Regions from separate parts of the Homo sapiens genome. Here region 1 is linked to region 2. The links are chromatin loops, found by intact Hi-C in ENCODE. Cell type or tissue: dorsolateral prefrontal cortex. All regions are shown on one strand.

Region 1 (5,000 bases), 56 kb before region 2:
GAAATATAAAATAGAAAACCACTTTTTGTCTTTCTACCCTTGCTTGTACACATTTCTCTTAACATCGAGAAAATTCAAGAACTGCTGAGAGTGTAGAATTTTGAGAACAAAGGATTTCTATCATATATATTGTGAGCTATAAGTGGGCATTTTATATGTATTTTAATGTTATCGGAATATATTTTAGGGGTAAAAACCACCAGCTCTGGAAACCAGAAGGCCTTTTTTTTTTTTTTTTTTATCAAATTAGTAAAAGGGCAGTGAGATTTGTTAAGGCCAGAGATGTAATGATTAGATAATATGTCAAGTCTGTGGAGAGCACTAATTGCAGCAAGAGATTAAAGTCTCTGTTGAAATCACTTAAAGCTCTGAAGATTTGTTCAAGTAAATCAGAACAATGCCCCATGTCACAAGCACTATCAGCGCCCGAGGAATGAACATCATGTGCTACTGCTTTCTCCCTCTTTTCATGATTGTCCTCAGGACAGTGTGGCTGTAGTTATCATACTGAGGAAGATTAAGAGCTTTGCAGCTCTAATAGCAAACCTACAATTACCCAATGGGGGAAGACATAGTAGATTAAGTGTAACAAAAGGGAGATCTGCATCAACTTAATTTATCCAAGCCACCAACCTATTGAAGCTACTTAGTAAAATAATTCTGAACTTTACTCAAGATAAAACTTCATGGCAGTCATCTTTTAATTTGAAAATTAGTAAATTAGCATTTCTGGGATAACTGTGATGTGATTTAAATATAAAAGTAGTTCAATGTAATCTCCCCCTTCCTTCTTCCCTTTCTTCAGATTTAAGAAGAGAGATTCCCTCTAGGGTTAGATGTAAGTGTATTGGCTCTTAGATGAATCCAGTCACTTCCTGGTAGGCAGAATGACTAAGAATACATTCCCTACACTCAGAAAGATATGAAGCTGTTGAAAATCACACTCTGAAATTAAGGTGCTGGTAATACAAATGAGAGGTGTCTTCTGATTTTGAGCTTTGTAAATTCAGAGGATATTGTGACAGGATTTAGGATCAGAGGTGTGGAACAGCAGCCAACTTGAGAAATATAGGGAGAAACATATATTTTTTAAATTTGGATACACACTATATAAAACTTTTATTCTAAGGACTTATTTCGGTTTAAAGACTTTTTTGAATTTGTAAATGCAACTATATGCTATGTTAAAACATGGCTTACCAAATCATTTTTACTGTGTATGGAGATATTAAATCCTATAAGAAAAAACCATGTTTTTATTCCTAATTCGGGGAAATATTTTATAAACTTCTTTTACAAATATTTAAAATCCAATTTTTTTTCACAGTTTTTACCTATTATCATTCTTTATAAAATAAGCCCTAGAACTTAAAAAATAATTGAAATAAAAATCTTGAGTATGGAGATGGGGTGGGGATTATTTTTATTGCTCCCAATTTTGCTCCTAAAAAATTTGTTTTCTCCTTGGAATTTTCTCACTTTGGTACTGTCACCATGCTGGTTAAACGATCTGTCCCTAGGGCCACATCAAGACTTTAGAGGATCTTAATGGCAGAAGATCACTGATTAAAAAACAAAACAAAACAAAACAAAAAAGAATTCACAGGCCCTAAACACTAAAAAAATTTTTTTGCAGGAGTGATTATGCATGGAGGGTTTTATGTCATTATTAAAAATATGAAAGAGTGAGAGAGTAAAGGTGACTATTTTTATTCTCCTAATGATGACTAGTTCAATGCATTACATACATATGTATTTATATATGTAACACATAAAATTCATTTAAGCATATTTTAATGCCCTTACTTGCATGTGCTTAATCCAAGACTAGCTCCTCTTTAGAATTTAGGCACAGGATTTTTTTTTTTTTTTTCACACAACTCCTTCTGCCTAAAACTTTCTCAGAGACATTACAGCCAACATCATACTGACAGCTTTCAGGCTAGAATCAGCTCACAGATTAACATGTATAATGTATATATATACACACACACACACACATATATATATGTAAATATCAGTTCAATATCATGTGTTCATGAGGATAACCAGTGTTTTAAAATTATATAACTAGTATAAGAGCAATCCAGTAGGAATATACACATGGGATGATGCTGGAGAGAGAGAGAGAGAAAAAAAAACTTCATTCTGTTATGTCTCTGCTTTGGAAACTTGAGGATTTTCCTTGAATTGTCCACCTTGTTTCCTTGCACTAAATTACTACTAGTAAGCAAAACTTGTTACCCGTGTGAATAGACTACACTCGTCTCAAATATCATAATTCCAAAAAAGATCTTGTTCTCATAGCATTTCCCTGAGGGACTCAGAACGGATTCATTCTACAGATATTTTGGTGTGTTGGCTGGATGCAAATCATTTCATAAATATTTATGCAAGATCTGCGTTTGGAACACAAATGAATAATATCATTCCTGACCTCAAGGAGTTTATTTCTGATAGGGGAGATGAGGAAATTACAGTTATCTGTAATAAAAGGTGGGCTGGAGTAAGTTCTGTATTAATGTTTGTTTAATATTTAAGGAGTGGGCAGAGTAGGATTTAGTGTCATAAGTGTATTTTAGTTTTAGCTCAGACCAACAAAGACTTTTTTGTTTTCATTCTTGTACTCTATAGCCATGACGGTAAATTTATTTCCAGAAAGAACACTGTCAATTTGCCATTAAGAAACAAAGAAATTTGATGAAAAGTTTGAATTCTTCTGTGTACTTTGCCATATAGGAAGTTATCTTGCTCTTCCCACTCAAATAATGAGAGCAAACAAATAAAGGAAAACACCTGCTTATTTCACCTCTAGTTGTGTTTTCTTTCACCCTGGCCCCCAAAGGCCAGATTTAGGCAACAGCTGTGCACCATGTGTGCCCAGAATCTGGAGAAATATGGGCCATGGATCTGCAGAGCACACTCTCCTTCTTTTTATTTTTTTCATGGAATAGTCATGACTGAGTTTAGTGTATTTTTCCACTTTAATGTTTATTTTAAGAGTATGCACAATGAGGGGTAATACACACATATAATTAAAATTATCCTCCAAAGCATAATGGATATACTATCACATCTCATCTCTTAATATTTGGCAGCCACAAAGATACGTGAAGAGTTGCCCTCCCTGAGGTGGCCTACTTTTTCAGGGGAGGGGAAGAGGTCTAGCTGTTTTCCCAGTAATTAATCTGCAGATTTTAACTAGGGAATCGTATGCAATGGAGTCCTTTGAGATTGTATTGGGAAATATGGAAACTTCATCTTTGCAATCAGGACATTGCTGAGCTACACAGAGCAATGTAGGGGAGATGGGGAGGGGGTCAAGATGAATAGTCATTTGTTCTGGAGTACTTTAGATTGTGTGTGCTGGAACTGGCATTTAGGTTTTCCTCATAAAGGATTTCAAAATGTTATCAGCTTTGCCACTACGAATCTCCTTGTTTCATGTGGAGATATGGAGCCAACTAGTCAATTTAATGTGCAGTAAAAGAGAAACATAACCTTTCAGAAGATTCTGTGGTGACTTCATCCTTATTTGCAATTCTGCCTGGTTGCTGGAGGCTCCCGGTAGTATTCAGGTGCTTGGGTAGAGTGCTGGGCCACAATACTTTTGCTAGGTTCTAAACATGACTGTATTTATTTTATTTTAAATGTGCTTTATTTTAAGACAACCTAATTATTTTTTAAACAATGCATCCACACCAAAATAAATTAAGGTATAAATAAATGAGAGCTCAAGATAGCATCAGTCCAATTCCTTGAAGTCCTGGTTTTGTGTGGATGTAAAAAAGCAGCAGCCAGTTACAATGACAAGTGATACAATAAAAGTAAATGGTTAAATTGATTAACATTGTCCCTATTAAAATCACCTTTAAATAAATTCGTATATGGGATCATATCCTCATGGTAGTCTAGCAGACCCAGTATGCCATATGGACTCATATTTTCACCAAGAAAGAACTGACAGTTTTTAAAATTAGTGAAAATATGCTTGATTTGTTTTTTACAGTAGCACCGTAAAAGGGATTTTTTTTTCTCTTTGGTTTCTGTTATTCTTGCCTTTGATTGATAAATATGTAGTCTTTGAGGTCCTTTTTGTAAAGTTTGTTTTTGAGCTTGTTTCTTTAAATAATTGCTCGTGACTGTATCACACTGGCAATTACCGCAACATCTGTTACTTTTCTTTCTGGACTTTCAGCAGAAGCAGCTTGACCAATGGGCGAGACATCAGTGTTGCCCTCTGTCCTGCTCTTCCCTGCCCAGCAGGGACAGCCTATTAATGATCTCCTGGATCTGGTGATGAATTTTGGAGAATATCTCCATAAATGATCATAGGTTGGTGAAGGGAGACAATCGGGCACAAACTCTGTAGATATTTTCCTTGGCATAAATTATGTAAAAATAAAAGATGTAATAGATGTGAAACCTACTGGCTCTATTAATCAGACATTTTTAAGTGTCAAAATAGAGTAAATGGGTTTGAATTTTGATGAGACTATGGCCTACTAAATTAAATGTGGTAATGAAGATTTATAACAAAAGTGGAAGTATTTCGGTAGAGGTTTCTAGTTGACTTACACATAAATCATTGATACAACCCCTTCCATTTCTTCCCTGCCTGTAAAATTCCCCAAGACATGCATTGTTCAGGAAAGTTTATAAACTGCTAATGGCAGCGGAAAAATTGGAATATCCTGAGTTGCTACATTGCCTCTGTTTGTGGTTTGGAAGATTTCTTGTCCTTGATGGGACAGAATTAGTAACAATGTGATTTAGGGAATCCTGTGCCAATGATGTTATTACCTGTACCTTTCCCCGTTTACAAACAAAATTGGGCTCCAACAAAATGATTTTGACCACATTTACTATTGTTATTTCTATATTGTCATGTTGATGCTTTCAAATATCAACATATTTGTTCACAAAATAGAAATTTTGATATCATTTTTTCCTTTTGCACAGCCCTTTTCTCGTTGCTGATATGTCCCTATTCTCAGAAG
Region 2 (5,000 bases):
GCTGATTGGGTTCTGTGGACAGTTAACATACGCTTACACAATATATTTATGTGCACACACATAGTACTTCGGTTTTCCCAGGTCAAGGTGCTATAAAGAAAACAAAATCAAGATAAAAGAATAGGGTGAGATGATCTTTTAAATAAGGAAGGCCTATCTGAGAAGGTGACAATTAGGCAGAAATGTTAACAAAAAGAAGCAGGATGTGAAGCAACCTGGGAAAAGGGCATTCTGGGTGGAAAAAACAAGTGACTGGACAGGCCCTTTGACAGGGAGGAGCTTGCTTGGCTCTTTGAGGAACAGCACAGAGGCCAATGGGGTGAAGCCAAATGAATGAGCAAGTGGGAGTGCATCAGGAGAGCAGTGGGTGAGGGCTGCATGGTTGAGACTGGGAGCTGGAGAGTGAGCTGGAGGAAGGTAAGGGACTAAGAAAATCCAGGAGTGGAGACATAAGGTTTCTCTAAATGTGAGGGTATGGGAGTGACACATCTAACTCCCCTTCAGGAAGGCTGTAAGATTCCAGTTGACAGGTGGTAATTCCCATGCATGCCTTGGACTGATATATATATCAGAGATTCCATAGGATTGCATAAAAATGCATTTATTTTTCTCATCAAAATTGCCTTTTGGTTCACAGAGAGCTATCCCTGAATGGACTTCCAGGAGTTCTTTCTTTCATTCTTTTTACACCCATTGTCTATGGTGCAAGCATCCTGGCTTTTAGCGGGCTCTGGGACAAGGAAACAATATACTACCTGCTTCTTGGAAGGGCAGGGATAGAGCCACGCCATCCAGGCTTAGAGCTCTTTCAAGTCTGTAAAATTTCGCTTATTATACTAAATGCCACACTCAGCATAATTTTCATCTTTCACTATTCTGAAAGATACCCTTCCCAGATAGGATAGAGGCAGGAATAAAAGCAGTGAAGGGGATTTGAAACTCTGTCCTTCTACCTTCTTTCCCACTGAAAAATTCACCAAGGGGAAGATGACTCATACTTCCCCATGGAAATGCAGAGAGAGAATATGGGGCAACACTCTGGTCCACATACGAGGCAATCTCTGTCACATCCAGAGGGATTTTCCATTGGGGCTAGATATGGTGAGTGCCACCAAGCATGGGGAGAGCTTGGCATACAAAAGAGAGAATCAAAAGGCAGGTCCTCACAGCAGGCGCTGGGACATCTGTATCCTCAAGTGTTCAGGAAGGCTGGTTAATTACTACAATCTTGTGTCAACAGTTGCCTTGGAGACTAGCAGCAATCACAACATGTTTGCTTTCCCAAGGAAGTGGTGTCATAGGGAAATGAAAGAGGGATGTCAATTATTTTATTTGCATATTAAAGAAAAGAATTACCCCAGAATTGGAAAGCTTGGGGGCTTTTCAGTAAGATATAGAAATACATTGTTTTCCATCTGGTGTCTTGTGCACCAACCATGCTCACTGCTCACTGTCTGTCATGCTAGCCTATCCTTTTCTGTCTCTTGGCTTTTGTGTATGTGAAAACTTTGCCTTTGGTTGTTTATACTTTGCTTGGAACAGAAACAGTCACAATAAAGAAGTATAGAGGGAGAGATCTTAAAATCGGGTGCTTGGGAGACTATCTTGCTGCTCTGGTCACGCTAAAGTGGGTAGAGAGAGGTGGTTCTAAAAAGTAGTTGAATGTCCTTGGGCACCCAGTGGTGAGGCCGTGGAGCAAAATAGGGGAAATTTTGACTGATTCCCTTAATGCCCTCCCCATCCTAAAAATGTGGATTTCAGGGCTCAGCCTTAGGACTGGAAAAGGCCAATTTGAGATTGGTCAGACTTGAGCACCTCGCAAACAGCTATCGCAAGCCAAGTCACTGTTGCCCAGAAAGGAAATTAGCGTTTATCACATTTCAGTGAAAATGATGTGGCCCAGTTAATTTAGATTTCCTTTCATTTACAATAGACTTAAAATCCTATTTAGCTATAATCCAGCCATTGTAAAATTGGTTACAAGGATCCTAATTTTCTGAGATATTGAAGCCCCCCGTTCTATCACAGCATCTTGATTTTATCCGTTTTCATCCATCGTTAAATTTCTTATGGCTGAGAATGCCAGAGGTGACCTACCTTTCCAATCCGCTGCTGCATTCAGCAGTAACTGGATTGAGATTGGAAACATTTATTTTATTCAGTGCCTTATCTGTTCTTTTCCACTGTTTTAAACACTACTGAGGGTCAGACTGAAAATCCTTCTCTGATTCTAACTGTAATCAAGCGGGAAATGGTTTTATTTTATTTTAAACTAATATGGAGCCTAAGAAGAAAGAATCATTTCATACAGTGGCATTGAATGGCCCATTCCGCCATTGCTTAAAATGTACAGTTTTGCATATCTTATCATCAAGCCTACATTTACATGACCTTTAACATTGAAAATTTATCTGACCTTTTTCCCCATTTAAATTGATGTGTTTCTCATTTGGGAGCCTGTTAAAACCTTACCATCTTTAGGGGTCTACAATCACAAGTGATCTCTCTTCTTCATGTGAATTCCTGCTGCTCTGAATGTCTGTGTCACCTGTGCAATCTATCCATCCACAGCATGATGTCCTTAGCTTACTTCTGTGTGAGTCTTGCCTCCCATACTAAGTGGGCACTTTGTGGAGGCTCACTATGGCTCAAGCTGCTCCATCTGTTTCACCTAGATGATGGAGAGCACCTGCTGATAGATACAGTCCAACAAGAGGAAGCCTTGTGTGTGCAAGAGTCTGGACTTTTCTGAGTTCCTGGCATTAAGATCTTGAACATGTTAGTTAGAGACTCCTACGAGGAACTTCTTGATCCTCAGTCCCTCCAGTTCCCTCTAGGCCTTAATGCCTTCCAGAGAGATTGCAATGGGCTCAGCCACTCCAGATATGAAGTACAATGTGGTCTGGGAGGTGTGGATGGCTGAGAAGGTGTGGAGGTGGGCGATGGTAGAGTGGGAGCTGCTGTGTCTTATAGTCTGTACTGAGCTCACTGTTTTCCCAGGCCTCACTGTTTTCCTTCCCTGTAGACCAGGGTTTGACTCTGCCTTGAACACTCTTCCTCCTCTCTGCCCTCCCTGCATAGTGGCCACTTAACAGCTTTCCTCTGGAGCCATCTGCAAAGAGATGGGAAAGACAGGACTGGAGCATTTTCTAGAGAATGTGGGTTGCTCTGATTCAGAGAAGGAGACAGGACAGGAGACAGTGCTAGTGATCCTGACCTTGGTGCTCAAACTTATAGTGACTTAGGGAGGTGGCGTGCCACCTAGGCACAGTTCTGCCCCCAGCCATGCATCAGTGAGTAAAGGCTGACTCAACATATACCTTCAGCCTGCTCTGTTGGAGGCATGAGAGCTTAGGGCATGGAGACTTGTCCCCTATGGCCCCTGCATTTGAGTTGCTGAACCCTCTACCTAGGAGGACTGAACTTAAGCCCAGTGCTGGCCTTCATATCTCCTAAGACACATGAGCTTTGAGCCCCATCACTCAAAGAAGAGGAAATCTCTGTGGCATTCCAGTGTGTAGAATGAGGACACAGAAGGATCAGAGAAGGCTTCTAGGTAAAAAGGAACTTTATTTTTTAATGGACTTGGAAAATGTCCTTCCTATTAGCCAGAATGTACAAAAGCTGAAAATTTTCTTTCTTTGAGAAGGTGGAGGGAAGGATGATACCAATACAGTGTGGCACGAACTACACTGTGGAGGGCAGGAGATGCTGTGTGAGCTCCAGGCAGGCTCTTCATCAGCTGGGGGGGCTTCCCGGGGCTGAAGAGACAGAAAGCATGGAAAAGAATGACAAGGCACTTTTCCTATTCAAACTTATTAAGAATTCTAGCCAGTGTGCTCACAGAAAGAATGGCTCACTGTTTGAGAAAGTTTGGGTCAAGCGTTTTTTTCTCTTTTGTTTTGTTTTCCAAAGTCAAATAGGCCTCTGATGATGATTTTCTAAAGAAGGGAACTTCTGGGGCTCTCTCTGGCCTTAATCACACTTTATTGTAGAAAATACATGGATGGAGGAGCTAAATAGCAGCCTCGGCTGCCCCTCATTGCTTCCCCAGTTCCATGGGTGCTGGACAACTGTGATTGAAGCCTTTTGCCAAGGAGGCCTTCATGCGGGGACCATAGCTCCCTTCTTTCCCCTTGTCCATGCCTTTCATTCTAAATGGCACACAGGGTGGGGAAAGAGCTGGGAAGAGGGAGCCCTCCTCTGGACACAGGCTTGACCTGACCTGGGCTCTGGCTCACCTTTTGTTCTCCTTTGCCCACTGAGGAGCTCTTGGGTTCTTTTCAGGAAACCTGTCATTTCTCCTTCCATCAGCAACCAGCCCCATTCCTCAACATTGGCTTAAAAAGCGGTGCCAGCAGGCTCAGCACCAGAGGGCAGAGAAAGTGGCCTCAGGACCACTTTATTGCTCCAGCTAGCCCTGGGGGTTCCCTATCTGAGGAACACTGAGACTCCGTGTGTGATGGATGTGGAGTCCCTTCTGAGTAATCTGATAGGACTGGAGAAGAGAGAGAGTTCAGGCTCCATCTGACCTAATCACTCAAAATCACCTGTCTTCTAAGCCCCCTATACCTAGAGGAGTCGGCTCCCCAAGCTTTGAGGAGTAAGGACAAGCTGGCCAGGAAACCCTGGTGTAGCCGAGGAAAGTGGCAGTGTGTGCCCCCTCCCCCTGCTTGATGGCAGTACAACTGAGCAACTCCTACTGCATAGTTGTGTGGACCAAAGTAACTGTGTGCTGTCAGCAGAGGGTGACCGTCCCCTCTCTCCTGGACTACTATGGAGCAGCCTGTTGGCAAGGGGTCCAGGGAAGCCATACTACACCACTAAGGAGAAAGGAGCTCATAGTCAGACCCAACAGAGAATTTCTCTTTTTATGACACAGACTTTCCTCCTTTGACTTTTTGCCACTGAGCCTTGCTGTAGCTCAGAGATGTTCTAAAGATAGGCCATCGGAGATAAAGGTAACATCTGAAGTCATAGGTCAAGAGCTCCTGTGTGTG

Evidence for each region. A loop is a pair of places that touch in the nucleus more often than their neighbours do. Peaks named below come from ENCODE experiments on the same cell type or tissue, not always from the same donor. Only the 100,000 strongest peaks of a DNase experiment are listed, where the experiment ranks them.
Region 1: it touches region 2 in a loop (4-fold over the local background); 3 of 110 quality-filtered maps call a loop at or near these places.

What each region holds. Positions count from the first base shown.
Region 1 is chr2:21,194,647-21,199,646 of GRCh38, forward strand. No RefSeq gene overlaps it. Among named protein-coding and RNA genes, the nearest start is that of TDRD15, 73 kb to the left of the region's middle. In dorsolateral prefrontal cortex, no CTCF peak of the experiment used is centred here; no DNase peak of the experiment used is centred here; H3K27ac peaks cover 972 bases.
Region 2 is chr2:21,250,565-21,255,564 of GRCh38, forward strand. The region is part of intron 1 of LOC105374317 (a long non-coding RNA gene); the gene reads left to right. Among named protein-coding and RNA genes, the nearest start is that of TDRD15, 130 kb to the left of the region's middle. In dorsolateral prefrontal cortex, no CTCF peak of the experiment used is centred here; no DNase peak of the experiment used is centred here; H3K27ac peaks cover 4,795 bases.